Regions from separate parts of the Homo sapiens genome. Here region 2 is linked to region 1. A link is an interaction called in ENCODE POLR2A ChIA-PET data of the cell type or tissue named here. Cell type or tissue: OCI-LY7. All regions are shown on one strand. Each heading gives the region's core, and the rest is flanking DNA. Links, peaks and the distances in the headings are about the cores only.

Region 1 (15,061 bases), core at 5,007-13,006:
TCAGTCTTGGGTTTTCCTGTCATCTTCCAGACTTTGAAAAATAATTGTTGGCCGGCCATGGCGGCTCATGCCTATAATCCCAGCACTTTGTGAGGCTGAGGCAGGAGGATTGCTTGCATCTGTGAGTTCGAGACCAGCCTGGGCAAAATAGCAAGACCTCATCTCTACAAAAAAATCAAAAATTAGCTGAGCATGGTGGTGCATGCCTGAAGTCCCAGCGACTTGGAAGGCTGAGGCGGGATGATTGCTTGAGCCTGGGAGGTCGAGGCTCCAATGAGCCATGGTCACACCACTGCACTCAGCCTGGGGGACAGAGTGGGACTCTGTGTCAAAAAAATAACTAAACAAATAAGAAATTAGCCAGGCGTGGCAGTGTGCATCTGTAGTCCCAGCTACTTGGGAGGCTGAGGTGGGAGGATTGCTTGAGGCTAGAAGGTTGAGGCTACAGTGAGTTGTGATTGTGCCACTGTACTCCACTCTGAGCAACAGAGCAAGACCCTACCTCAAAAAAAAAAAGATAAAAAGATAAATAATTGTTTATTTAAATATGGAATTATAGTAAGCAAAATATTAAAGACTCCATATTAACAATCTGTCATTGTATTCTTCCAGAAAAAAAAGCATATATAAAAATATATACAGATACTTTTTTTTCTTTTTCTTCTTTTTTTTTTTTTTTTTTTTGAGACAGAGTCTGGCTCTGTTGCCCAGGCTGGAGTGCAGTGGCGTGATCTCGTCTTACTGCAAGCTGCGCCTCCCGGGTTCATGCCATCCTCCAGCCTTAGCCTCCCAAGCAGCTGGGACTACAGGCGCACGCCACCACGCCTGGCTAATTTTTTGTATTTTTAGTAGAGATGGGGCTTCACCATGTTGGCCAGGCTGGTTTTGAACTCCTGACCTCAAGTGATCCACCCGCCTCAGCCTCCCAAAGTGCTGGGATTACAGGCGTGAGCCACCGTGGCTGGCCAATACTTTTTTTTTTTTTTTTTTTTAATAGAAATGAGGTCTCACTATGTTGCCCAGGCTGGTCTCAAACTCCTGCTCAAGTGATCCTCCCACCTTGGCCTCCCAAAGTGCTGGGATTACAGGCACGAGCCACCGCACCCAGCTGCATATTAAAACCCTTTTCATTGTGAACTATAATACATACATGGAAAAGCACATGAACCTAAATGTATAGCTTAAATTATAAAAGTGGAAGTTCAAGGATGTACTACCCAAGTCAAGAAGCATGACGTGGGCATCTGGACTGATGGAGCAGCCTGTGAGAGGAGCACCTGTGAGAGGTGACACGGCAGGTATGGCCTGACAACCACCTGCTTTCTTATGGCTAAGAGGTTGTAACACGAGGGGCCTTGGGAGAGGATGCAGGCAGGTGAGATATTGGAGAGTCCTTTATGTCATGGAAAAGAGCCTGGCCTCCCGTCCCCTACCCTAGCTGGGGGTCCAGCCCTTCTCTTCACTCTCAGCTCATCATCTAAATCTGGTAAATAAGCCCAAATAAAGTATGGCTTTTTTTTGTCTGGGACTACAAGATTAGAACAGGAAACCCATATCACAACTCCTGACACCAGAGAAAAACAGGCTCCTTTGGGTAAAGATGTAAAGAGGAACTTGGCTCATGAAAAGATTCAGGAAGCCAGGCGCAGTGGCTCACTGTAATCTCAGCACTTTGGGAGGCCGAGGCGAGCAGGTCACTTGAGGTGAGAAGTTTGAGACCAGCCTGGCCACCATGGTGAAACCCTGTCTCTACTAAACATACAAAAATTAGCAGGGCATGGTGGCGCATGCCTGTAATTCCAGCTACTCAGAAGGCTGAGGCATGAGAATTATTTGAATCCAGGAGGCAGAGGTTGCAGTGAGCTGAGATTGTGCCACTGCACTCCAGCCTGGGTGACAGAGTGAGACTCTGTCTCAAAAAAAAAGAAAAAAAGAAAAACAAAAAAAGATTCAGGAGCATGAAAAAAAAAATGGAACAGGAGAATTGGAGGAGAGTTGCTACCTGCAACAGGAGAAACTTGTACAAAAAGAAGGTTTGTACCTACGGTGAGATCAGAGAGGATGTTGTAGGTGGCAATCTGGAGTCCAAGAATACAGCCTTCAGATGAAATTCTGGATTCAGGGATAAACTTTCAGGTAACAGGATATTAGGTACAACCTTGTGTGTGAGTTAAAAAATGGAAATGAAGTGGACTTTTTAAAAATAAATGAAATGGACTATTTTAAAAATAAAATATAAATTACTAAAATTGACTCAGGAAGAAATAGAAAATTGGAATAAACCAGCTAACTCTGGAGGATGGGAAAAGAGTCACCAGAGATGTTATGTTGCATCAACAGTGGCCTGGATAAAGAAAACGTGGTACATATACAACGTGGAATATTATGGGGCCAGACGCAGTGGCTCACGCCTGTAATCCCAACACTTTGGGAGGCCGAGGCAGGCAGATTACCTGAGGTCAGGAGTTTGAGACTGGCCTGGCCAACATGGTGAAACCCCATCTCTACTAAAAATACAAAAATTAGCTGGCTGTGGTGGCACACGCCTGTAGTTCCAGCTACTCAGGAGGCTGAGGGAGAGAATCGCTTGAACCCAGGAAGCGGAGGTTGCAGTGAGCAGAGATTGCGCCACTGCACTCCAGCCTGGGCAACAGAGCAAGACTCCATCTCAAAAAACAATAATAATAAAAATTAAAATAGAAGACGGGCGCAGTGGCTCATGCCTGTAATCCCAGAACTTTGGGAGGCTGAGGTGGGTGGATCACGAGGTCAGGAGTTCAAGACCAGCCTGACCAATATGGTGAAACCCCGTCTCTACTAAAAATACAAAAATTAGCCAGGCGTGGTGGCGTACGCCTGTAGTCCCAGTTACTCAGGGGGCTGAGGCAGGAGAATCTCTTGAACCCAAGAGGTGGAGGTTGCAGTGAGCCGAGATTGTGCCACTACACTCCAGCCTGGGTGAGAGAGCAAGACTCCGTCTCAAAAAAAAAAAAAAATTAAAATAGAATATTATGCAGCCATAAAAAGAATAAGATCGTGTTCTTTGCAACAACACAGATGGACCCGAAGGCCATTATCCTAAATGAATTAACGCAGGAACAGAAAACCAAATACCACACATTCTCACTTATTACAAGCAGGAGCTAAACCTTCAGCACACGTGGGTACAAAGAAGGGAACAGTTGACACCGAGGCCTACTTGATGGTGGAGAGTGGGAGGAGGGTGAGGATCAAAAAACTACCTTTCAGGTACTATGCTCATTACCTGGGTGACGAAATAGTCAGTATACCAAACCCCCACGATACATAATTTACCCACGTAACAAACTTGCACATGTATTCCCTGAACCTAAAATAAAAGAGAGAGAAAAAGATCTTATGCCTCCAAATTTTCAGACCTAGTTGAACAATATTATGGAAATTTTCTACTAAACATTGAAGAAAGACTGTAGGTAATTTGGCATTCTAGAATCTAAAGCAAGAGAAAAGTTTAGAAGCAACACTGTCCATTTAACAAGCCTAGTAGAATGCTTATATCAAAGCCCATCCAAACGAATGTGTTAAGAAATGTACATGCCAACTTCATTTATAAATATTGATTTTAAGATTGTAAATAAATTATAATAAGATAAAACCAAGCTGTGGGTTAAAACAAATGGGCAAAGTCAAAGGTATATTAAGGAAATCTGTGTGTACTTGAGTGCCCTAATAGGTTGAAGGAGAAAAATCATATGACTCTCTTCTTGATAGAAGCCAAAAAACCATCAGACAAAATTCGACAGCTATTCCTGATTTAATAAAAAGGCATATTAAAACTCCCTAGCTGGGTCTTTCCTCTCAGAGGTCCCCACTCTCTCAATAGAGAGAGAGAACTGTTTTTCTTTCTCTTTCTTCTATTAAACCTCTGCTCCTAAAAAAAAAAAAAAAAAAAAAAAAATCTCCCTAACCAACTTCAAAAAGATGGGCCCTAACATCATCAAGTATATGAAGAATTAGGCCGGGTGCGGTGGCTCACGCCTGTAATCCCAGCACTTTGGGAAGCTGAGGCAGGCGGCTCATATGAGGTCAGGAGTTCGAGACCAGCATGGCCAATGTGGTGAAACCCCATCTCTACTAAAAATACAAAAATTAGCCAGTTGTGGTGGTGCACGCCTGTAATCCCAGCTACTCTTGAGGCTGAGGCAGGAGAATCGCTTGAACCCGGGAGGTGGAGGTTGCAATGAGCCGAGATCGCGCCATTGCACTACAGCCTGGGCGACAAGAGTGAAACTCCATCTGAAAAAGAAAAAAAAAAAAAAAACAATATGAAGAATTAATCACAAATGCCATAACTAATAATAAAATACCAAATACCTTCCCATTAAAATCAGAAACAAGGTAAAAATGCCCACTAACGTCTATCATTTTGATTGAACAAAGCCAAAGGAGGTATGAATGTCAATATACAGATAGCCTTGCAAGAAATAAGGGTTTCCTTAAGGCTGGGCATGGTGGCTCAAGTCTGTAATCCCAGCATTTTGGGAGGCCAAGGTGAGCGGATCACTTGAGAGTCAGGAGTTTGAGACCATCCTGGCCAACATGGTGAAACCCTGTCTCTACTAATGGTACAAAAATTAGCTGGGTGTGGTGGTGGGCACCTGTAATCCCAGCTACTCAGGAGGCTGAGATAGGGAGGATTGCTTGAGCCCAGGAGGTTGAGGTTGCAGTGAGCCTAGATCGTGCCACTGCATTCCAGCCTGGGCAACAGAGCAAGACTCTGTCTCAAAACAAACAAAAACTATGTAGTTATTTTTTAAAAAACTAAAAATACAAAAATTAGCCAGGCATGGTGGCATGCACCTGCAGTTCCAGCTACTTGGGAGGCTGAGGCAGGAGGATCACCTGAGCCTGGGAGGCAGAGGTTGCAGTGAGCCGGGATTATGCCTCTGCACTCCAGCCTGGGCAACAGAGCAAGACCCTGTCTCGAAAAAGAGAGAGAGAGAGAGAGAAAGAGAGAGAGAAACAAGGCTTTCCCATTTTCTTCTTCTTTTTAAAAAATTTCAGTGAATGGCTGGGCGTGGTGGCTCCCAGCACTTTGGGAGGCCGAGGCAGGTGGACCACCTGAGGTCAGCTATTTGAGACCAGCCTGGCCAACATGGCGAAACCACATCTCTGCTAAAAAAGAAAAAAAAAGACATAAAAATTAGCCAGGCGTGGTGGTGGGTGCCTGTAATCCCAGCTACCCGGGAGGCTGAGGCAGGAGAATTGCTTGAACCCGAGAGGCAGAGGTTGTAGTGAGCCGAGATTGCACCACTGCACTCCAGCCTGGGTGACACAGCAAGACTCTGTCTAAAAAAAAAAAAAAAAAAAGAAAAAAAAGAAAATCAGTGAATTTCAAACATGAGTGACCATTCTCCCAGGTGATGGAAATTTACTCCTCGTCATAATGAGAGTGTTCCCCTTTCTGACAGCAAGCAGGGAGGGCTGTCATTTAGTGTCAAGGCCTCCAGAAAGGAGGATCATCTGACTCTTGAGTGTCCACACTGGCTAAGATGTATTTTGTTTTGTCTAGGCTTTGGGTACTGGTGATACAGGTAGCTGTGGTTTTGTTCCCTGTTCTCAGCTATGAACATTCTTCTGATCTGTGTCTCTTAGCTCCTTCTGCACCCCATTTGGGCATGTGGGAGCTTTAGGTGGCGTGTGTGCCTACTTCGTGGGAGTGTTCAAGGTTCTTTGCTACCTTTGGGCTCCTTCTGGACACACATCAAATTGTTCTGCTGCTCCGCCGGGGTGCGTGAGAACCATGTGGGCTGCCAGACCCAGCTCCCCTGCTGTGCCCATAGCCTTTTCACTGTCTTGCCACTTCCCAGACTCTACTTAGAAAAAGGGCATGGGTCCCTTCCGATTCCAGCTTTCTGGCTTGTCAAGGATATCTCTTGTTCTCCTGCTGGCAGCTCGCCCCTTCCATCCCCCACCGCCCACTTACAGCAGTTTTTTGGGCTTCTAGGGGAGGGGATAAGATGCAGGGACACATCTCAGATTCAAACCCACATGCTTCTCTCTAATTCTCCTCTTTCTCTGCATCTAGAGACTTCTAGTTAAAGAAGCACTTATCAAACAATCTATGATGGAAGACCAGTTTTGTTTTATTTCCAATTGTCATGAATTAATCTTTTTGGCCTGTACACTGTTGAATGAAATGAGTCTGCCAATCATGCACTTGGATATTGTGACAACATCATATTGCTGTAACAGCTGCTAAATGTTTGTTCTCAATATCTGTACTTAACTCATCATGGACAGTAACAGACAGTTCATGGATCAGCAGGGGTCCAGGGGCCACAGTGTGTAACCTGGTATAGAGTGTCACTCGCCTCATCTGCTATTTCAAGTCTGAGAAAGATGGCTGGGTGCAGTGGCTCATGCCTACAATCCCAGCTTTGGGAGGCCAAGGTGAGTGGATCGCCTGAGGCCAGGAGTTCGAGACCAGCCTGGGCAACATGGTGAAAATTAGCCTGGCGTGGTGGCGCATGCCTGTAGACCCAGCTATTAAGGAGGCTGAGGCGGGAGAATCACTTGAATCCGGGAGGCAGAGGTTGTGGTGAGCCGAGATTGCGCCACTGCACTCCAGCTTGGGCAATAGACTGAGACTCCATTTCAAAAAAAAAAAAAGACAGAAAGACTTTAGAAACTAAAAATTTCAAGAACTTGACTTCCTTTTTCTACATTCTGCTGTGTCATTCCTTCCCTAAGCCAGTAGGCACTGAACACGCTAGCTGCTGCCAGGCTGGAGAGAAGCAGTCATGGGGTCACAGAAGACAGTAGAAATTAAATTGTATCAGTTAACACAGCAACTTTCAGTCTTGCTGTAGAAATGAGAAGTATGAAACTGGTACAAAAAGAAAAAGGAAAGAAACAAAGATGAGCAACTAATCATAATTTGTGAACACATTAATTGCAACTTACAAAAACCAAGAGGATTTTTCTTCTTTATTTTCCGGCGTCTACATTAAGGACACAGAGATTTTTTCAAAAAGCTGTTTGCACTAATAAGAGAGCTTAGCAGCAGGATAGATGATTACAAATAATATCAAAATTGAGAGAACTTCTACTCTACTAGAATAACATTTAGGAACATTGTCTCATTCACAATAACTATAAAACAAAATACTTGAAGATCAAATTAATAGAAAGTTACTGAAGATAGTAACCCAGCTTTTATTAGTTTTATAAAATAATCTTCTTAAGTATCTCAGTAAGATGTAATGATTTTTTTCAAACAAACAAAAACTATGCAGTTTTTTAAACTAAAAATACAAAAGTTAGCCAGGTATGGGGGTGCATACCTGTAGTCCCAGCTACTCGGGAAGCTGAGGCAGGAGGATCACCTCAGCCTGGGAGGCAGAGGTTGCAGTGAGCCAGGATCGCACCTCTGCACTCCAGCCTGGACAACAGAGCAAGACCCTGTCTCAAAAAAGAAAGGAGAGAGAGAAAATAAGGCTTTCCAATTTTTTTTTCTTCTTTTTTAAAAATTTCAGTGAATTTCAGTCGTGAGTGACCATTCTCCCAGGAGATGGAAAGATTATTTCATTACACTAGTAAAAGCTGGGTGCAGTGGCATGCACCTGTAGTCCCAGCTGAGGTGGGAAGATGACTTGAGCTCAGGAGTTGGAGGCTGTAGTGATCTATGATTGTGCCATTGCACTCCAGCCTCGGTGACAGAGCAAGCTGTCTCTAAAAACAAAACAAAAACCTAAAGTCTCAATATTATAAAGAAATGCAAATTCATCTACAAATGCAATTCCATTCTAATCAAAATCACATAGAAGGAGTGGGGGAATTCAACAAAGTGGTTCTGAAATCTATCTAGAAATAAAAGATTAATATAATAGCCAAGGAAAAGTCAAAGGGGAAACTTGAGAATACTTAACCTCTTTGATATTAAATGACATTACAAATCAGGCATGCTGTCTTGTGCCTGTAGTCCCGCTACTCAGAAGGCTGAGGCAGGAGGATTCCTTGAACCCAGGAGATCAAGGCCAGCCTGGGCAACATGGCAAGACCCTGTCTCTAAAACAATAAAATAAAATGGCATTATAAACCTACAGAAATTAAAACAGGGTGATTCTGCATAGGCATTGAAAGAAAAATCAATGGAACAGAAACACTATGCAAAAAGAGTCACAAATATCAGCAAAATTTTGTATGTGATAAATGGGCAATTAAAATCACCAGAGAAAGGATAGCTTGTTTAATAAATAGTGTTGGAATAACTAATTAACAAATGTAGGCTGGGCCCATTGGTGCATGCTTGTAGTCCCAGCTACTTGGAAGGCTGAGGCAGGAGGATTGCTCGAGGCCAGGAGGTTGAGGCTGCAGGGAACCATGATCACACCACTGCAGTCCAGCCTGGGCAACAGAGCAAGAGTCTGTGTCTCAAAAAAACACACCAAAAGACAAGTGGCCCAGTTCTGTGGGCTCATGTTTGGATTGAACTTCCTCATCTCTTAAAGGAGGGCGTCGCCACATGACTTGCCTTGGCGAGGAAATGTGAGTTCAAGCAATATGTGTCATTTCTGAGTAGCGGCTCTAACCGCCAGTTTCACTTTCCCTCTGCCACGGTCCTAGAGTGATCGTGATGCACAACAGAGCCCCGCGTTGACCCATAATGAACACAAAGTGCGAGAGTGAAGTACACCTTTGTTGTGTTAAGCCACTAGATTTGGGGGTTTCTGTCATGCAGCATATCCCAGCCTACCCTGGATGATACAGTCTCTATCTCATACTTCACACCTGTTAGAGGAAAAACAAGTCACCCCAGGAAATTAGAAACATGAATGATTAGCATTTGCTGGGAGTATCTGTGCTTCCAAAGAGGGTGATAGGGAGAAGCCATTGTTTATTCAACAGAGTGAAGGACCGGCTACATAACTTGTAACTTGTGGGGCCCAGTGCCAAATGAAAATGCGCAGTCCCTTGTTTAAAAACTGATTAAAAACTTCAAGAGGGTGACAGCAGAGCATTAAATCAAGCACAGAGTCCCTCTAAGCATGGGTCCCTGGGCGTCTACACAGGTCACACACCCAGGAAATCATGAAGCATCTTTGGCTGTGTCTAATTGACATGTCTGCATCCTCCCTTTTCTCCTGAGCCAGTTTCTACTGCTCTGCCTCAGATTATACTTCCATGGGGCAGTGAGGTTGATGTCTGTGTGTCATTCATGAAGTGTTGATACAAATATCACCTCAGTGAAGCTAAGCCCCCAGGCCCCATGCTACTTATCTCTGATCCTGATTCATTTTTCTCCTTAATACTCACTACCATCATAGTATATATTTCACAAATTTATCTTACTTACAAGTATTTCCCCTAGTAAGATGGAATCCACAAGGGCACAGATTTTTTTTTTTTTAGTTGAGTCTTGCTCTCTTGCCCAGGTTGGAGTGCGCTGTTGCAATCTCAGCTCACTGCAACCTCTGCCTCCCAGGTTCAAGTGATTCTCCTGCCTCAACTACCCAAGTAGCTGGGACTACAGGCGCCTGCCACCACACCCTGCTAATTTTTGTATTTTCAGTAGAGATGGAGTTTCACCATATTGGTCAAGCTGGTCTTGAACTCCTGACCTCAAGTGATCCACCCACCTCAGCCCCCCAAAGTGCTGGGATTACAGGTGTGCGCCACCATGCCCAGTTAATTTTTGTATTTTTAGTAGAGACGGGATTTTGCCATGTTGACCAGGCTGGTCTGGAACTCCTGACCTCAGGTGATCCACCCACCTCCCAAAATGTTGGGATTACAGGCGTCAGCCACCACACCAGGCCAAGGACCAGATTTTTGTCTATTTTGGTCACTGTGTAACCTCAACATTTAGGATAGCCTGTCAGATAGCTGGGACTCAGTAAATGTTTGGTTTTTGTTTTGTTTTGTTTTGTTTTTGAGACAGGGTCTTGCTCTGTTGCCTAGGCTGGAGTGCAGTGGCACAATCTCAGCTCACTGCAGCCTCTACTTTCCTGAGCTCAAATGACCCTCCCACCTCAGTTTCCCGAGTAGCTGGGACTACAGGCACATGCCACCATGTTCAGCTAATTTTGTTTGTTTTTTGTAGAGATGGGGTCTCACTATGTTGCCCAGGCTGATCTCGAACTCCTGGGCTCAAGCAATCCTCCTGCCTTGGCCTCTCAAAGTGCTGGGATTACAGGTGTGAGCCACTGCACTCTGCCAATATTTGTTGAAAGAATGTATGAATGAATTTAAAGAATATCAATTGACTGGGCATGGTGGCTCACACCTGTAATCCCAGCACTTTGAGAGGCCAAGGTGGGTGGATCACCTGAGGTCAGGAGTTCGAGTCTAGCCTGGCCAACATGGCGAAACCCCGTCTGTACTAAAAATACAAAAATTAGCCAGGTGTAGTGGCGCTTGCCTGTAATCCCAGCTACTCTGGAGGCTGAGGCAGGAGAATCGCTTGAACCCAGGAGGCAGAGGTTGCAGTGAGCCAAGACTGTACCACTGCACTCCAGCCTGGGCAACAAAGCAAGACTCTGTCTCAAAAAAAAAAAAAAAAAAAGAATATCAATCCAAGAATATAAACAGGCAAAGTATACACAGAGAATATACATAGATGCCTGTTACATAACAGACAAATACAAATTGGTGAGTCCATCCATTCAACGATATTTATTTATTTCATTTTATTTATTTTTTTGAGATAGAGTCTCACTTTCAGCCAGGCTGGAGTGCAGTGGCGCGCTCTCAGCTCACTGCAACCTCCACCTCATGGGTGCAAGTGATTCTCCTGCCTCAGCCTCCCGAGTAGCTGGGATTACAGGCGCCCGCCACCATGCCTGGGTAATTTTTTGTATTTTTAGTAGAGACGGGGTTTCGCCATGTTGGCCAGGATGGTCTCGAACTCCTGACCTCAGATGATCCGCCTGCCTTGGCCTCCCAAAGTGCTGGATTACAGGCGTGAGCTACCATGCCCAGCCAACAACATTTAATGCTTGCCTCTCAAGTCACTGCATCACATCATCCTCTGGGGCACAATAACAACCAGACCATAGAAAGTACCCTTAGGACACTTCCTGTCCAGTGAAGGACTTGGGTGCTTGAGCTATTGCTGCAATTTTTTTTTTTTTTAGACAGGGTCTTGCTCTGTTGCCCAGGTTGGAGTGCAGTGACACTATCTCAATTCACTGCAACCTCCACCTCCCAAGCTCAAGCGACCCTCCCACCTCAGCCCCACAAGTAGCTAGTACCACAGGTGCGCACCACCACGCCCAGCTAATTTTTGTATATATATTTTTGTAGAGACAGTGTTTTGCTATGTGGCCCAGGCTGGTCTCAAACTCCTGGACTCAAGTGATCTGCCTGCCTCGGCCTCCAAGTGTAAGCCACTAAACCTGGTCTCATTGTTAGAAACCTTGACAGCAATTGCAAAACATGATTTCATAGGATGTCATGAGGTTGGGCCCCTATAGGAAAAAGATTATTTTTATTTATTTATTATGATTATTATTTTTGAGGCGAAGTTTCTCTCTTTCGCCCAGGCTGGAGTGAAGTGGTGCGATCTCAGCTCACTGCAACTTCTGCCTCACGGGTTCAAGAGATTCTCCTGCTTCATCCTCCCGAGTAGCTGGGATTATAGGCGTGTGCCACCAAGCCCGGCTAATTTTTGTATTTTTAGTAGAGATGGGGTTTAACCATGTTGGCCAGGCTGGTCTCAAACTCCTGACTTCAGGTGATCCATCCACCCTCAGCCTCCCAAAGTGCTGGGATTATAGGCATGAGCCACCGCGCCTGGCCTCTTTTTAGTTTTATTTTATTCTTTTAAATCAGCTTTACTGGAGTACTATCTGTGTTCCATAAAATGTACCATTTTAGGCCGGGCGCGGTGGCTTACGCCTGTAATCCCAGCACTTTGGGAGGCCGAGACGGGTGGATCACCTAAGGTCAGGAGTTCGAGACCAGCCTGATCAACATAGAGAAACGCCATCTCTACTAAAAATACAAAATTAGCCAGGCCTGGTGGCGTATGCCTATAATCCCAGCTACTCAGGAGGCTGAGGCAGGAGAATCACTTGAACCCGGGAGGTAGAGGTTGCAGTGAGCCGAGATCGTGCCATTGCACTCCAGCCTGGGCAACAAGAGTGAAATTTTGTCTCAAAAAAAAAAAAAAAAGTACCACTTTAACTATACAGGTTGATGCACTTAGATAAATGTATATACCTACATTCTGTATGCCTTTTTTATTGTGGTAAAAAAACATATAACATTAAATTTATGGCTAGGTGTGGTGGTTTATGCCTATAATCCCAGCACTTTGGGAGGCCAAGGCGGAAGAATCGCTTGAGGCCAGGAGTTCAAAACAAACCTGGGCAGCATAGCAAGGCCTGTCTTTATTTTAAAAAGTAATAAAAATAAAATTTTTTTTAAAAGGCAATAAAATGTTTTCATTATTTTTATTTTTCTATAGAGACAGGATCTCACTATGTTGCCCAGGCTGGTCTCAAACTCCTTAGCTCAAGTGATTCGCCTGCCTTGGCCTCCCAAAGTGCAGGGATTACAAGCATGTACCACCATGCCCGGTCTCCTCTACTCTTAAATTCTATAGCTGGGCCTGAGAGTTAAACTGTCAAAAGACAGATTGACAGGAGGAAAGTTTTATTTTGTGTTTACACAGGGACTTCACAGAAAAGAAGTGAAACCTAAAGCAGTGGTTAGGCCTGAGAGTTTATATCATTTTAACAAAGGGTGACAAATTGTGGAGAGGTAACTAGACAAAGAAAAATGGGTTTGGGCTTCTAGGGGTTGTAAACTGTGGGAAAGTAAATATAAGGGGGAAACTATAGATAGGTTAGATAAGGGGTATCTAGTAAGGTTCATTTACGCAGATTCATCTTGGTACCATCTCCAGTGATAATGGTGATTAAGCGTTATTCTACTCTTCCTGGTAGGGAGAGAAAGACACCCTTACAAATGGAAATTTATGTTCTGCTTTTAGGCAGAAATGGGAGGGGCAGTGATATGGTTTGGATGTGTGCCCCCTTCAAATCTCATGTTGAAGTGTGATCCCCAGTGTTGGAGGAGGGGCCTGGTGGGAGGTGTTCGGGTCATGGGGGCAGATCCCCCATAAATGGCTTGGTGCCATCTCATGGTAATGAGTGAGCTCTTGCTCTGAGTTCAGGCAAGATCTGGTTGTGCAAAAGTGTGGCCCCTCCCCCGCCTTGCTTGTTCCCACCATGTGACATGCCTGCTCCTGCTTCACCTTCCACCATGAGTGGCAGCTCCCTGAGTCCTCACCAGAAGCTGAGCCCTGGCTGATGCCATGCTTCCTGTAGAGCTTGCAGAACTGTGAGCCAAATACACCTCTATTCTTTATAAATTCCCAGCTTCAGGTATTCCTGCAAACACAGTAACACAGGCAGAGAGTTCTTCCGGTGTCTGCTATTTCTTAATTGGCTTCAGCTCAAAATAATTCTTGTGCCAATGTGGCATATTTTGGGGTGGCATAATCTGATTCCCTTCAAGGAGGACAGTCTAAGAGTGAAAGGAAGAGAGAGGAAGCCGTTGTTCAGTCTCCCCCACTTTGTTGCATCAACTCCCACTACCCAAGCCTTAGGCTAGCCTTTGGGCTTTCCTATCTCTGGCGTCTGAGCTGGCACCTCACATCACTGCTCTTCATCCAGGGCCCAGGCAGCCTCGCCTGTACAGTCCCTGGTGCCAGGCCTCAGCCAGGCCCTGGCTCTGGTCCTGCCCTCCAGCAGCTCTGACCACACCCTGGAGTCCCAGCCAGTGGCACCAAGCCAGGATACACAGTGAAGTTCCCTCAGTGTGAGCCACCAAAGCCAAGCCCCAGGGCAGGAAAAATGCAGAACCTCCAGGCTGCTTCAACTAGGGCTCCCTGTGTCCACATTCTCTCTCATTGTCTTTGTGTGCCCCACCTTCAGAACCTTCCTGGTTCTTTCCCACACCTGTGACGTTCAGGAGAGTCTTTCTGGAGTTTTTGGAGCTGTTGTGTAAGCGCTGGGATTTTATATTTACCAGGGTGATAGTGTGGGAGGAAGAAAGTCCAGATCTCTTGCTTTGAAGAAGGATAACCCTGAGGCATAATTGACACCCCACAGCTTCCCAAGGGACAAGACTGAGACTGGAACCTCACATGAAATGCCACCCTAGCTCAGTTTTCTCCTTTTCCCTGACCTGCCTCCTTCATTCCCTTACTGTTTCCCCTGGAAGCACCTCCTTCATAATCTCTTGTACATGAATCCTCACTTCAGAGTCTATTTCTGGGGAATCCAGACTAAGTTACTGTGCTGTTTGGCTCCTGTTTCTCAAGTCATCAGTCTCCACAGAGAAGTTGGAACTGATCTTTTTTTTTTTTTTTTTTTTTTTTTTTGAGGTGGAGTCTCGCTCTGTCTTCCAGGCTGGAGTGCAATGGCGTGATCTCGGCTCACTGCAACCTCCGCCTCCCAGGTTCAAGCAATTCTCTTGCCTCAGCCTCCCGTGTAGCTGGGACTACATGTGCCGGCCATCACGCAAGTCTAATTTTTGTATTTTTAGTAGAGACAGGGTTTCACCATATTGGTCAGGCTGGTCTCGAACTCCCGACCTCAGGTGATCCGCCCACCTCAGCCTCCCAAAGTGCTGGGATTACAGGCGTGAGCCACCATGCCCGGCTGGAACTAGATCTTCAGGAAACTTCAAGTTCATGTTCTTATAGTCTCACGGCCAAAAAGGAAAAAAACACTCTTTCCTACCAGCTCCAGGTAGAAAGATGCCGGGGAGAGTTCTTCTTGGCCAACATGGGTGGCTATCCTTCCCTGGAACCATCACCATGGACAGGGAACTATGGTCCTGCAAACTCGCCAAGAACTACTTGATTCGAAAGGGGCTGAGTATGGAGGCTCATGCTTGTTTGTAATCCCAGCTACTGTGGAGGCTGAGGTGGGAAGATCGCTTGAGGCCAGGAGTTCAACACTAGCCTGGACCACACAGTGAGGCCCCATTTCTACAAAAAAATACAAAAATCAGCCAGGCATGGTGGTGCATGCCTATAGTCCTGGCTACTCAGCCGGCTGAGGTG
Region 2 (15,552 bases), core at 3,046-11,045, 340 kb after region 1:
TTTCACACTGCCCCCTGCTGGCTGACACTGGAACATTGATTCTTCCTGCTGACACTGGAACATTGATTCTCCTGTGGCTCTAAGACGACCTAACAGGATGAGGCCAGCGGGCCCCCCGCAAGGAAACTTGAGCTAGAGGCAGTTGGATTTGGCTGAGACGCTCTCCTCAGGGAAGGCCAGGTCTGGGAGTGGGTTTGAACAGCAGTGGAGAAATAACTTCCATAGGGCATGTCAGAGTAAGTTCTAGTGTTTCCAAGAGAATGGGACAGGATCTTAGTGGAATTTAGAAGCCAGGCAGGTGGAAAAGCATTGAGGACCCCATCCCAAGGGCTCGAGTCCCTAGAGACAGCCTGGAAAGATTGGGTGCCAGCTGCAGAGAGGAGAGCAAGGCGACCAAACGCAGGGTAAGGTCTGGAGGTGCTCATAGTTCACTACGGGACATGTACATGGAAGTGAATAATTATGTCACAAGGTGCCAAGGGGGCTAGTTACCTCACATAGGATCTTAGAAAAGGTCTCCTGGAGACCATGTCTGAGCTGGTCCTGAGGTGTGAGTAGGGATTCTCCGCAGGGCGGGGAAGGACTTGAAAGAGTCTGGCAATATGGAGCACATCAGGATTATGGAAGGTGAGCTTGGAGAACAAGGCAGAGTCTAGCCTGTGAAAGGCCTCTTGCAATTTGTTGAGGATCCATGACCTTCTCCCATGCATGGTGAAATGCCCTTAAAGGATTTTGAATAGATTTAAAAGACACTCAAAAACAAAAAACGGTAGATTCAAAATAGACGGTAGGGATCGCTTTCTTCCGTTTTCTTTGAAGGATCAGAAGTGTTTACCACCACCTGGATTGTTTTTGGGCTTTCAGGTGAGTGGGAAAACAAAGAAATTCATGCCTGATCATGTTGAGCCACTTATATAATGTTGCTTTGACACTAATGGAGATGTAACTTCTTTTAAGACATAATAGAATCTCCTAAGTGGGTGTGGGAGTCGTAAGAAGGAGGAATCTGGGCTTCTACAAGCAAGATAGCATGTATTCATTTATTCAGTCAGTCAGTCGCTGGATCGATGCGCTTAGCTTTGTGCTCTGTGCTGGGTGCTGTGTGGGATATAAAAGAAGGTGAGGCCGGGTGCGGTGGCTCATGCCTGTAATCCCAGCACTTTGGGAGGCCAAGGCAGGTAAATCATGAGGTCAGGAGATCGAGACCGTCCTGGCCAACATGGTGAAACCCTGTCTCTACTAAAAATACAAAAATTAGCTGGGCGTGGTGGTGTGTGCCTGTAATTCAGCTGCCTGGGAGGCTGAGGCAGGAGAATAGCTTGAACCAGGGAGTCGGAGGTTGCAGTGAGCAGAGATTGCACCACCGCACTCCAGCCTGGCAACAGACGAGACTCCGTCTCAAAAAAAAAAAAAAAAAAAAGAAGCTGAAATTCCAGCTCTTATCCCCCAAGGAATCTGTACATCTGTACTCTGCTTGGGAATCCACAGAAGAAGGAAAGAATGCCAGCAAAGTAAGATCATGCTGCATGACCTCAAGATAGATGTTAAGGACATTTTGATGGGATAAAGGGAATCTTTGCTAGTTCAGAGATGAGCTTTACTGGCTTTGAGCTAAGTGATAGACATAAGTGGGTGGAGTGCAACTGGGGAGAATTTCAGGCCTGGGTAAGGGCCAAGTGTGAATGGATGGTCTCATGTAGGAAGCCATCAGGATAGGCATAGCAAATCCAGGAGTCCTCTAACGATGGAAGGAAGACCTTTGCTGATGTAGGAATCGCATTGCAGGTCAGTACTCCTCAGTGAACCTGGAGACCCTGTTGCTTCCTGTTCCCTACCTCAAGGCACTCAGTCTTACAACTTTGGGCTACCTCTCTGAGACAGTAGACTCTGGAGATACTAGCCATATCTTCATCTTTAACATTCACTCAAGATGAGCTGATAAAGCACCTCTTTCATGAAATAGCCCTATAATTTCTATGATTAGAAGTTGAAACTACTCTCATCACATCTTTTGATGTTTATATGAACACTCTTCTGTTAAAAAAAAGATTGCCCTAGTTTTTAGGGCTAATATTAGATGTTTCTGGCATATTCTTTACAAAGCCTTCAAACTAAGTTATGGTATAATATTTGCAATTAGAAAAACAAATACCCAAGGCATGTTTAGAGGTATTTATATGTTTTCTGGTGTCAATTGGAGGTGGAGAGGCCACCAGTGCTCTGAATCCACAAGCTAAGATGAGCTACTTGTTAGGCTTGGCTGTTTGGAATTGTCTGTTCTTTGCAAAAAGCAGACGAAATGAAGTTATGGTAGTTAGTGGGATGAGTGGGCCACCCAGAAAAGTCAAAGTTCAGGTTGGACTCATTTTCTCATGTATTTAAGTGTCTTTGCCATTTGTTTACCTTCTCCTGTGCCTCCACCTCTCATCATTAGGAGATGGGACCAGCATGCTCGGAAGCCCACTCAGCCTATGCACTCAGCAGGTTGGAACTATTAGGGAAGTATAGCCTTTGGGAGCTGTCCTTAACCAATGATGGACAGATCTTGGTGTATAAATTCCCCAGCTCCCTCGCCCTGCAGGCAGCATAACCCTGAGGAATATGTTCTACTCTGGCATCCAGGGGCCTCCCAAGCAGAGTGAAGCTCCGGTTGCCCATGCAATAAACATGCTAACACAGCCTTTTTGGGCTACCTTCCCTTCCCTTTTTCCATTCCCCACTTGCAGCATTTGCAGGGATCACCTCCCGAATAAACCACTTGTACATGAATCCTTGACTTGGCATCTAGTTCTTGGTGAATCCAGCCTCAGGCAATGAGTAACTCACATAGAGACGGCCTGCTATCTAAGTATAAGCGAAGATGAAGGAAGACTCTATTTTCTTTGGACCTGATCAAGTTTATTTACAATCTTCATTTTATTTTTATTATTTATTTATTTATTTATTTACTTATTTATTTATTTATTTAATTGAGACTGAGACTTGCTCTGTTGCCCAGGCTGGAGTGCAGTGGTGTGATCTCGGCTCACTGCAACCTCCACCTCCCAGATTCAAGTGATTCTCCTGCCTCAGCCTCCGGAGTAGCTGAAATTACAGGTGTGTGCCACTACACCCAGCTAATTTTTTGTATTTTTGTATTTTTATGGGGTTTCACCATGTTGGACAGGCTTGTCTCGAACTCCTGCCCTCAAGTGATCCACCAACCTTGGCCTCCCAAAGTGCTGGGATTACAGATGTGAGCCACCACGCCCGGCCTACAATCTCGATGTTAGACTTCACTTATTTTCTTCTGCTCTGTAACCCAGTGTGGACTGCAGTGGTGCAATCATAGTTCACTGCAGCCTCAAATTCCTGGGCTCAAGCAATCCTCCTGCCTCAGCCTTCTGATTAGCTGGGACTACAGGCATATGCCACCACACCCAGCTAATGTATTTTTATTTTTTGTAGAGATGAGGTCCCACTATGTTGCCCAAATATCCAGCCCTAAAAGATAAAATCCTGGTTTCTGCCAAAAACCTTGATGATGTTCTGTTTTCTTTCACCGAATTCAACATGTTTTCACGTAGAACAGTTTCAAACACACGTTTCATAGAAGCTCAGAAAAGACATTTTTGGGCCCAGTGGGCACTCACAGAAAGATACAAATATCCAGCCCTAAAAGCTAAAAGTAAGGTTTGTGCCAAAACACTTGATGACGTACTGTTTTCTTTCGCCGAATTCAACATGTTTTCACGCAGAATAGTTTTCAAACAAATGTTTTGTAAATGCTTAACAAAGACGTTTTTGAGCCTAATAGACTCATAAAATGATACAAATATCAAGGCCTAAAAGCTCATAGAAAGCCTTGGGCTTACAGAGCTAGAAAGAGATAACAAGTTCTTCCCATGCCACACAGCCCAGTGCAGGTTTATCAGGGAACCTTTTTCTGCTCCATTCTCTCACTTTTTCCTGGACTCTGCCCAAGTCTCATTTCTAATGTCCTAGGACCAGCTATGTGTCTGCCTTTGAGTCCCCATAGCAAATCCCCAAGTTCCTTTTGCACCTCTGATGTTTCCCTATCACTGTAGACTGTGGACTTTCCAGAGCAGGACGTTCTAGGATTTTTGCAAATCTCATTATACATAATTCCCCTTGCCAATCTCATTATACATGATTCCCCTCTAAAATTCAGTAAAGCTTGATTAGAAAACACACATGGCCACTCTTTAGGTCTTGACCATATACTCCAGGGGCAGCCATTTATAAAGCTCCCAAGGCACACCTGAGCCCAGCACTGATGCCACCCTTGTGCCAGGCCTGTCTTTTAGGGCAGATCAGACATCCTGTGACCATGCCTCAGACAGGCATTGGACATCTCCAAGAGCAACAAGTTCAACTCCTCATAGACCAGTGTATTCTTTTTACAAATTCATTATTTATTTATTTTTTAGAGTCAGGGTCTTGCCCTGTGACCCAGGCCAGAGTGCAGTGGTGTGATCATGGTTCACTGCAGCCTTGACCTCCTGGGCTCAAGTGATCCTTCTGCCTCAGTTTCCTGATTAGCTGAGATTACAGGCATGCACCACCACACTCAATGAATTTTTAAAATTTTTGCAGAGACAGGATCTCGCTATGTTGCCCAGGCTGGTCACAAACTCCTGGCCTCAAACGATCCTCCCACTTTGGCCTCTCAAAATGTTGGGATGACAGGTGTGAACCATTGTGCACCACAGAGAAGTGTATTCTTATTGATGAAAATGACAGTAATATTGGAACTGAGACCAAGAAGAATTGTCACGAGAATGAAAACATTGGGAATGGATTATTGCATCAAGCTCTTAGTGTCTTCTTACTCAACACCAAAATGAGCTACAGTGACAGCAGAGATCAGATGCTGAAATTACCTTTCGAGCCAGTTTCACCAATACTTGGTTGTAGTCATCCATTAAGTAATCCAGACAAGCTTGAGAGAAATGATGTCATTGACATAAGTTGAGTAGCACAGAGGCATCTAAAAGCTGAATTAGGAATTCCCATGGAAGAGGCTCCTCCAGAAGAAACCTATTATCTAATATCAACTTGCAGCGAAGTCCAATCTGATGGCATCTGGGGAGAACATAAAACTGATTATATTTTGTTTGTGAGGAAGAACATAACTTCGAATTCAGATCCCAGTGAGATAAAAAGCTATTTTCTGTGTGTCAAAGGAAGAGCTAGAACTTCTGAGAAAAGTAGTCATTGGTGAAATTAAAATAACACCATGATTTCAAGTTATTATAGAGACTTTTCTCTTTAAATGGTGGGATAACTTAAGTCATTTGAATCAGTTTATTGACCATGAAAAATATATAGGATGTGGATGTGGAGATAAATGATTAATAAAGTACTGAAAACTTTCTCTACTTAACCTTAGAATAGGCTGGGCACAGTGGCTCACGCCTTGTAATCCCAGTAATTTGGAAGGCTGGGGCAGGCGGATCGCTTGAGCCCAGGAGGTCGAGACCAACCTGGGCAACATGGTGAAACCCTGTCTTTACTAAAAATACAAAAAATTATCTGGGCATGGTGGTGCATGTCTGTGGTCCCAGTTAGTCAGGAGGCTGACGCGGGAAGATCGCTTGATCCTGGGAGGTCGAGGCTACATTGAACCATGATCATGCCACTGCACTCCAGCCTGGATGATAGAATGAGATCCTGTCAAAAAAAAAAAGACTGGCCATGGCGGCTCATGACTATAATCCCAGCACTTTGGGAGGCCGAGGTGGGTGGATCACCTGAGGTCAGGAGATCGAGACCAACCTGGCCAACATGGTGAAACCCTGTCTCTCTAAAAATACAAAAAATTAGCCAGGCATGGTGGCGGGTGCCTGTAATCCCAGCTACTTGGGAGGCTGAGGCAGGAGAATTGCTTGAACCCGAGAGACGGAGGTTGCTATGAGCCAAGGTCATGCCACTGCAACTCCAGCCTGGGCGACAGAGTGAGACTCCGTCTCAAAAAATAAAAAACAAACAAACAAAAAACCATAAAACCCCCAAAACTTAGAATAATTTGAAAAAAAGTTGGCTCCCAATTAGAATACTCATATGCCATCTTGATACTTTACATGTGTGAAAAACACATTTGCTTTCTCTTGTATCACACATACTATATATATGCACTGATATTTGTAAAAGTCATGTATAAGAGATCATTGTAAAAAAGAGAGAACAAATAAAAACTAATTTAACTGTCCAAACACATGTTCATGACAAGTTTGGACAAGTAGGTAAAGCTCTTCACTTTTCACATGTTGCAACAAACATTTTGAGAACATTTGTAGAGTGCTTTTCTATTTCCCAGGTGCTTTATATATAATTTAATTTTTGTCATAGTTCAGAAAAGTGTTCAAAGGAAACTATGTGCTTAGCTAACTCAAAACAGTTCTAATTAACTTTCCATATTAATAGATTAGACTGGTAGAGCAGATTCAAGAACAATTAAATGGTATATAAATAATATGTCCCAATTTCTATCTTTCTAAGCTGACTTTGTGGTTTAATCATTCTGGAAGTATCACTTGATACTTAAAGTCAACCATTGCTTTTGGTAATGACATTGGTTAGGTTAAACATTCTTTTAAGCAGTATATGCAAATTAGTCAAGTCTGTGTTTTCAGAATTACATTGAACAGAGAGGCTATTCATAAAATGGGAATTGAGTTGCACTTTACAACAGGGTTTCTTAACCTTGGCATGGTTGACATTTGGGCTGCATATTCCTTTGTTATGGGGTTCCATTCTATGCATTGTAGGATGTTTAGCAGCATCCTTAGGTTCTACTCAGTGAATGCCATTATCTCCTCCGCCCCGATGACAACAAAAATTACATCAGATATTTCCAAATATTCCCAGGGAGGCAAAGTCACCAGTAGTTGAGAACCACTGTTCTGCAAAGTCAAGCCATCTTGTAGGGAAAAAAAAAAAATAACAGAAAGAAAGGCTAGTGTTCATGTTAAACAGATTCAGATTATGAAATATGTATATATCAATATTTAAAATTTAGCCTTGATTAATGCACTTTTAAAAACTTGGTATAGCTAGATTTCTCAAATTTTAAATCTGAACACAGCTTTATTATCCTTAAAGGTTATATAATAATGTGTAATGAGAAAAAAATATATATCTGTTTCTTTTAAAGCTGAATGTTTTATAGATTCAATAGAATAACTCATGCTTTGCTAACCCTGAACAGTTAATTTATAATTTCAGGAGAAACTGCATAGCAAGTATTTATTTTATTGAAAAGGAAAAACAATAAAAATTACTACATAAAAAAATAAAGCTACTGAAATAGATCTTCCCCTAAAATAAATGACTTCACTCTGGAACAGGACTGAGTGACATTAAGCATGACTTTGCCCAATTCTGTAAAGCCAAGTCATGCTGCACAAGCTGGCACACAGAGGCCTGAGAAGATGTCCTGGAGTAGGAAGAATCCTGGGGGCTCCACATCCACCTTGGGAGGAGAAACAAGTGAGACAGGTGGTGAGGACAAGAAGCCTGACAAAAAGCGGAACCCAAATGGGATCCCTCAAGCTCATCAACATGCCAGATTTAACTCATTCTTTTTTTTTTGAGAAGGGTCTTGCTCTGTTGCCCAGGCTGGAGTGCAACAGCAGGATCATGGCTCACTGCAGCCTTGACCTCCTGGGCTCAAGCGATCCTCCCATTTCAGCTTTCCAAGTAGCTGGGACTACAGGTGCATATCACCACGCCTGGCTGAGTTTTTATTTCTTGTAGAGACAGGGTCTCGCCATGTTGCCCAGGCTGGTCTCGAACTGCTGGGTAAAGTGGTCCTTCCGTCTTAGCCTCCCAAAGTGTTTGGATAAGAGGCATGAGCCACCGCACCTAACCTAGACTTAACTCTTAACCTTCTTTTTCTCTTCCATTGCTCCTGCAGCTGTGGCTGCCTGCAGCCCATCCTGCCCCCAGCACCTAGAGTCATCTTTAGAAATGCAAGCCTGATCGTGGAATCCACCTTCCTAACACCCTTCAGTGCCCTCCTCTTCGTTACACCCTTACTATACAAACGATAGTCCATGGACCAGCAGCATCAACATAACCAGGGAGCTTGTTAGAAATGTAGAATCTGGTCCATCCCAAACCTGACGAAGCAGAAGCTGCATTTTGCCAAGATCCCAGGGAATTTGTGTGCCCGTTATGGTTTGCGAAGTGCTTCCCAAGAGAACATACGGCAAGCCAGAGGGATCTTTGCAGATCTTGCTCCTTTCATTCTCTGGCCTCATCTTGTCGCTCTCCTCCATCCGTGCCCACATCCCCACTGTACTGGACCGCTTGCAGCTCCTTGAATGCAGCATAGTCTTGTTTTCTTTTTTGCAGTGATTCTACATCTTTCCCATCTTCTCCACCTGGATGCCTCCATCCATCCTTTCAGACTTCCCTTCTCTAGCAAACCTTTCTTGCTAATTCCCATGTCTAACACAACACTTCCCCATACTGCATGGCCATTATCCTTTCTGCATCAGACTGTGAGCACCTTGAAGGCAGTGGCAGTGACTCATTCATTGTGGCATCTGCAGATTCCAGTGGACTGCCAGGCATGCAATAGAAAATCAAAAAAGATTTACTGCTAAATAATCCTCAACTCCAGTGGCAGCTCCATGTGCCATTTCTCTTCCGCTCTGGCCTCGGCTCTTCCTGTGCCTACCTGGGGCTTGGCTTTCACCTAGGTGTCTGCATGGAAGGGAGAGCGACCTGGAGGACCATCGCCAATCCATCAATAGCCTCCCGGTTGAGATGACTTCAGCTCTGATTTGGAAGAGCTATGATATTGTTTATAGGAGTGAATTAATATGTGTAAAGGTTACAAAGTAAACAGTTAAATTAAATTAATTGTGCTGGAGCAGGTCAAACAGGCTTCTGAGAGATGAACATACACATCTCTATTAACTCCACATTCAGTGAGTGTGGGTAACTTGAAATTGGCTGGGTCACCATTTACATCATAGAAATTGGCAAATAGTACAAATTAGGGCTCCCTCACCCCTACTCGGGCATAGAGCTGGTACACTAGCACACCTCTGGTTATACATGCATGCGTGTGCCACCAGAACAAAACACCTAACAGCAGGCACGTTGCCTCTGTTGCCCACCATTACAGCTCCCGCACGGAGCAGACAGACTCATGGCAGGAATTGAATGCATGTTTGTCGAGTGGAAGCATGAACAAATCCACAAAATGCCCAAGATGAGGCAAAGAAGGACATTGGCTCAAATGTTAAACATAAGTTAGGAGCTGAGATAATGCCCAGAGGAAAAATGTTCTGTAATTCTAAGTAAAACCCATCTCTAAGGCAGGATGCTGCTTATGAGGGCTCCACAGACAGATGGGGGAGGCCTGGGTCCTGCCCTTGGAAAGAGTCTGACAGCTCGACTTCTGGAAACAGCCATCTGCACAGGTCAACATCTTCTTAGCTGACAGGGAGCAGATTTGCAGACCACATCACATTTGAAATTCCAGAAGAAACTTCTTGGAGTCTGCTCTTGTGCAAATGAGCCTAGAAAGCCCGTTAACTTTGGGTGGAGGCTTCCACTGTTTGGCTATCCCAAGTGGGCCCAAAGCTAAGGAAAACCCACCAGCCCTTTGCTTCCTGCTTCCTCTATTTGTTTGCCCCAGGAAATCAGAGGTGATGACATGATTTGGCTTGGGCACGACAGGAATAAACGATATTTAAGAGACGTCATAAGCGCCTCCATTTTGTTCTTGATTGCTAAGTAGCCCCGAACCAAAACAGCCAATTAAAAAAATTAGAATCTTAATTACAGATTTCGAAATTCCAGCACACCACAACCGACATGGCTTGCACCTAGCCGGGACCCTGCCTGCACCTTACCCTCTGCTTCGTTCTTGAAAATCCCTCTCCTTGGTGCTGAATGTTATTTTTTTGAGCATGGAGCCCCTGGTTGCAAAACACCCTTCCCTGCTGGATGCTGGTGTCACCTCTGATAAGCCTGTGCATGTAATTCTCCCTTGGACACGGGGTGTATGGAAGGTCTCCTCCCCGCAACCAGTACCTCCCCTCTCCCTCCCCACCACCCACCTCCCACCATCAAGGGAGGGCAGCTGTGTGAGTTCATGTGGCCTTGAACTGCCTGCTTCCAGCTTCCTCTAGTTCCTCTCTGGCCTTCTGCCAATTTCCTTCGACAGATTATAGCCAAACCTGTTGGAGTCAAAACAATTTGCATTGTTTAAGAAAGCAATGCTTTCTCACAAAAGGGTTTGCATTAAAACAAGATCTGGGAATCCCCAGGACGGATGGGAGGGCGGGAGGGGCGGATGGAGGGATGAAGTTCAGTTTAGGGTACAGGGCATCTTGGAGGAGGCAGTGACACTTGCTAGAAATGTAGAATCTGGGACTCAGCGGGGTGGCTCACGCCTGTGATCCCAGCCTTTGGGAGGCCGAGGCAGGCGGGTCACCTGAGGTCCGGAGTTCGAGACTAGGCTGACCAACATGGACAGACCCCTGTCTCTACTAAAAATACAAAATTAGCCTGGCGTGGTGGTGCATGCCTATAATCCCAGCTACTCAGGAGGCTGGGGCAGTAGAATCGCTTGAATCTGGGAGGCAGAGGTTGTGGTGAGCCGAGATGACACCATTGCACTCCAGCCTGGGCAACAAGACTGAAACTCTGACTCAAAAAAAAAAAAAAAGAAAAAAGAAAAGAAAAGGAACGTACAATCTGGTCCACCCCAAACCTGCTGAAGCAGAAGGTACATTTCACCAAGATTCCAGGGAATTTGTGTGCCCATTACAGTTCAGTCCAGGGAACAGGGATGACACTTGAGTATTGGAGGATGAGCTCTTTTGGGGGGTCAGCTTTGTGCTGACCAGGAAGATCCCTTTAGAAGGGGCATGGTCAGTGCATGGGGCTCATTTCAGTCTAAGGCCTCTCATCCAATGCCAGAGGAGCACATTCTCCACCCTCTGTTTGGGGTCTGGGGCTCACTGTGGGAGGGAGGCCTCGGGGCTTTAGTGCTCTGGGGGTGGAATCTCGGTCGCTTCCCCGTGCATGCTCCTGCTCCAAAGTGAGGCTCCCTAAAGCCACGGGCCCAGGGGAAGGCTCCCATTTGCCAAAGCTGAGTCTGTTTTTCCGGGGCAGTCTTTGGATGATCTGGAATGTGCTTTGAGATTTCTCAAAGTCATAGTATTTTAGTCTCATTTTGCAGGGAATATCTGAGTTATTCCCATTTTGTAGGGATGCATTCCCAGAGGCATGAGGGTTGGGCTCCTTTTTCTTCCACTGGGGAAGCTGGGTGCCCACTGAAATGGGGTCTTCTGCCAGCACTGAGGATAAGGGAAGAGGAAGCCCTCGCTCTTCTCTGACTCGTGGCCTCTGGGGAGACAGCAAACTCTTAGCCTCTGGCCTGAGCCAGGCTCACCAAGAAGTCTGTTCCTCAACAGAGTGGTGTCTGAGCCAGAAAAACTGAAACTGGTCATGATGCCATGTCTGTGTAAGTCTTGATCACTCGCCTGGCAGGTGTGGTCTGTGACAGTGCTGGTTACATGAAGGCACATGGGCCCTGCTGTCACATTTCAGTAGAGACTCTGGTAGACTCAGGATGTGTCATGCAGCAACACAGAGACAGCTTAGGGTGCACGTGTCCATCCATCTACAGCCATGACAAAAAAGTCTTGGGTGCAGGAAAAAGATGTGACCACACCATAGGTACGATGTAGGGCCTGGGGTCCTTGACCCAATCAGCCACCACCCCAATCCAGTCACTTGTTGTCAGAAAACTTGAGGTAGAGCGTGTGGGCGGCTCAAGACAAACTTAAGGTCACTGCCTGGGACACCCTATTAGGACCAGAGGGTGAAGTTTCTAGACATTGTCAGGCATATCCTAAGCAAGGTAGGGTGTGAGGGGCACCAGGGAAATGCTGGTTGTCTGCCAGAGCCTGGAGGGGAGGAACAGCATGGGCTACTTTAATAGTGTTCTCAATTCTCTGCTCCTTTTGAGCTTTTGGATCTAGAGGGTATTCTGGCTGGAATGCAAATACTTGCATGTGTAATTTTAGTAAAAGTCAGTAAAAAGGCCAGGGCATAACCTCACCTCAAGCCTTCCCAGTTGCTGGGGTGTGTGGAGCTGTGCAGACACACCACCCTCTGAGTTGGAAGCCTACACACTCACTGCCTGTTTTCCAGGCTTCTCATGCAGATGTTTTGGGCCAAGGACCAGGTTTAGAATGAGAATTGCTAACAGTTTTAGGAGGATTTTCAAATGGTCCTCATGGCCGAAAGTTTTAGAGAGCTTTAGGTGTGCCGTTTGCAAAAGAGAGAAGATGTGTAGGCAACATTTGTAGAAAAGGTGGCTTCTCATAGTTAAATGACAGAAACTCTTCCAAATTAATGCCGTAAACAGCTGGTGGGAATAGGATTTGCTCCAGCTATGTGCGAGCATAGCCCGGTCATGGCTGGTAAAATTTAAATTACACACAGGCTTTGTTCCAGAAATTTTGCACGTGTGAATCTATTCCACAGAAACAGAAGTACCAGACTGCAATGTAGTATGTACAAGGATGTTTATTGTTTGCAGTGGCAAAAAACTGGAAATAATCTGAAGGCCCATCAACAAGGCAATGATTCAATCAATCATGATACATCTGTATTAAGTGAGATTACGTAGCAATCCAAAAGAATGAGTCAGCTATCTAGATAGCTGTTGTTCCAAAGAGTTTCATGATGCAATGTTAAGTTAGGGAAGCCAAATTGCAGATGAATAAATATTTTACATACATAGTATTTTTAAAAGGCATAATCAAGTTAAAAAGCCCTCACTTGTGTATCTGAGCACAGTTAAGGTGGAGCCTACATCTCAGGCTGGAAGGAGGGGACAGGACGGGGGAAAATGGGTGGGGAGGAAAGAAAACAAAGAGTAGGCAGGGCGTGGTGGCTCACACCTGTAATCCCAGCACTTTGGGAGGCCGAGGCAGGTGGATCACCTGATGTCAGGAGTTCGAGACCAGCCTGGCCAACATGGCAAAACACTGTCTCTACTAAAAATACAAAAAAATTTGCAGGGCTTGGTGGTGGGCACCTGTAATCCCACCTACTTGGGAGGATGAGGCATGAGAATCGCTTAAGCCTGGAAGGTGGAGGTTGTAGTGAGCCAAGATCACGCCACTGCACTCCAGCCTGGGCAACAGAATGAGACTCTGCCTCAAAAAAAAAAGTATAGAAAAATGAGTAGAAAGCATTGAATTAAGTTAAGTAAAAATTTAGAATATAAAAGCTCACTTTTTTATTGCAAATATGAATGTTTACATACGCAAATGCTTAAGAACTAGGAAAGTGCAGGGGAAACAGCAAACACTGACTCAATCAGATGCTGGGATTGTTGTATTATTTTGGTCTGGAATATCTGTTGTAATTTTCATGTCACTTTTACAATAAACTTATATTTTAAAAAGTCAACACTTAGCAGGGGCTACGAAAGCAACGGTTGGCAAAATTATGCACACTGCAAAATGACGATATCCAGAATAATTCAGAAGCCCCTCCCAATGTCTCGCACATAGTAGGCACCCCATTGCCCCTTTGCTAAAGTGAAAAACTAAACTCAGCCTTTATTCCACCCCATGATTCATCAACTTGAGCAAGAATGTTCAGGCACACACGCGTTCGATTAAAAGCCCCATAAACAAATTTTGCATTTGAATCACCATATACACATTCACGTCATGCCCCACTGAAATCTGGTTGCCGGGACTATTAACAGAATGAGAAAAGGCAGCAATTACAGAAAATGAACGACATCATGGCCTAAGCGTTTTCACATCAGAAATGAAGTCATTTGGCTGACGTGGCTGCACGTGCTGTTGTAATTAAACTTAGGAGAGCGAGGAAGTGAAATGTCAGTGTCAGCCTCTGAGTACTTTCTCTTTCTTTCTCTCTTGCCATGGTTATTATTTTTTTAATTAGAAAGCAGGAAATAACCGTAGAGGATATGTTCTGTACTTTTTTCTTGCTCTCTGATCTAGAATTAACAGGACCGTGGAAGCAGAAGGCGAGTGTAGCTCTGGCAGTGACGTGAACCCCAGTCCTGGCTGCAGGGTGGACGTCTCCTCCATGTGCCCAGTGTAAGGCTGTTTCTTTGTGCTGCTCTGCCCCCAAGTCCTCCGCTCACTTTCAATGTTAAAACCTTCCAAATGTGTCCTTGAGAAGAACACTGATAGCTGAGGGGACTCAGCACAAGAGGTGCCCTCATCAGCACTCATGTTCTGCAATGCTTTGGATAAATTGTCTGATAAAATGCATGTTCCCCCCTTACAAACTCTCTTTAAAGGAGAAATGATAATATTCAGTGGCTGTTTTCTCCAAATATAGTTCAACAACTCCTGGGAGTCTCTGAGAGTGGCCTGGAGCGCCTGTAGGAGCCTCTTAGAGCATTCAATTCATTGTTTTAAATTTAAAACAGATCTTAAACATTACTCATATTGTGTTATATATATTTTTAGCTAATAAGGTGGTGTATCAACTCCTGCTTATGGCATGGATTGCATTCTTTATTGGGTCTCCCTAAAGACACAGCTTTATTTTTTAAAGCTTTTTGGTGAGTAATTGTATTTTTGTAGTGACAAGTGGTTTACAGAGATGATGGCCTTCATTAGGCTGTCTTGAAAGAAATGAGAGACTTTGCATAGAACACAGATGTAAAGGGATTATATTTAAAGATACTCATATGAGTGCACATAAAACATGCATGTAGGGTTAGGGGAACATTAGAAGCAAATATGCCACTAACATTTTGTTTTTCTTAAATACATGCAATGTTTCAGGGATGGGAACAGCAAGCACTTACCCTTCTTTTGAAAAAAAAAAAAAAAAAATTGAATCCCAGCACTATGGGAGGCCCAGGTGGGTGGATCACCTGAGGTCAGGAGTTCAAGACCAGCCTGGCCAACATGGTGAAACCCTGTCTCTACTAAAAATACAAAATTAGTCAGGCATGATGGCACACACCTGTAATCCCAGCTACTCGGAAGGCTGAGACAGGAAAAGTGCTTGAGCCTGGGAGGCAGAGGCTGCAGTGAGCCAAAATCATGCCGTTGCACTCCAGCCTGGGCAACAAGAGTAAAACTCCATCTAAAAAAAAAAAAAAAAGAGAAAGAAAATCTTCATGCCACAGGCACATCCTGCTGTATATGTGGTCTGCTCTGGGAATCAGCTTCCAATAACATTTCCTTACAGTATGATTTCTGGGCCTTTGTCTAGCTTTACTTGTATTTTAGTTTAATTCCTTTAATCTATTTTAGTTTAGTTAGAAGGATTAAAATAGCCTCCATGTACCAGTCAAAGTACACAGCCACCAGCTCAGGTGTTTTCATTTATTTCTAAACATGGAGCTTTCACAATTTCATTAGAGATACATGTTTGGATGTGGGTCCCTGTGAGACATAAAGTGATCACCAGACAGCTCTGGAATTGGACAGAGCAGAAAACCTGGGGTTAGACAAGCCAGGGTTGAATCCTGGCTCTGCCACTTTCTAGCTGGTGATGCTGGGTGCAGTACTT

Evidence for each region. Peaks named below come from ENCODE experiments on the same cell type or tissue, not always from the same donor. Only the 100,000 strongest peaks of a DNase experiment are listed, where the experiment ranks them.
Region 2: POLR2A ChIA-PET joins it to region 1 with 5 read pairs; 2 of 35 experiments call an interaction of 5 or more read pairs at or near these places.

Annotation. Positions count from the first base shown.
Region 1 is chr20:5,072,162-5,087,222 of GRCh38, reverse strand. It overlaps a transcript of TMEM230 not described here. Among named protein-coding and RNA genes, the nearest start is that of TMEM230, 33 kb to the left of the region's middle. RefSeq lists enhancers at 4,951-5,451, 6,572-6,731, 8,237-8,306, 13,198-13,716, 13,717-14,236. In OCI-LY7, for the core only: no CTCF peak of the experiment used is centred there; DNase peaks (open chromatin) are centred at 5,452, 6,722 and 8,532; H3K4me3 peaks cover 1,108 bases; H3K27ac peaks cover 2,600 bases.
Region 2 is chr20:4,725,452-4,741,003 of GRCh38, reverse strand. PRNT (prion locus lncRNA, testis expressed) reads left to right here and starts at 336. Exons shown (of 2, transcript NR_024269.1): 1 at 336-404; 2 at 7,919-9,722. It overlaps PRND (prion like protein doppel), which reads right to left. Exons shown (of 2, transcript NM_012409.4): 2 at 12,544-15,552. It also overlaps the pseudogene IDI1P3. RefSeq lists enhancers at 11,388-11,497, 13,862-13,951. In OCI-LY7, for the core only: no CTCF peak of the experiment used is centred there; no DNase peak of the experiment used is centred there.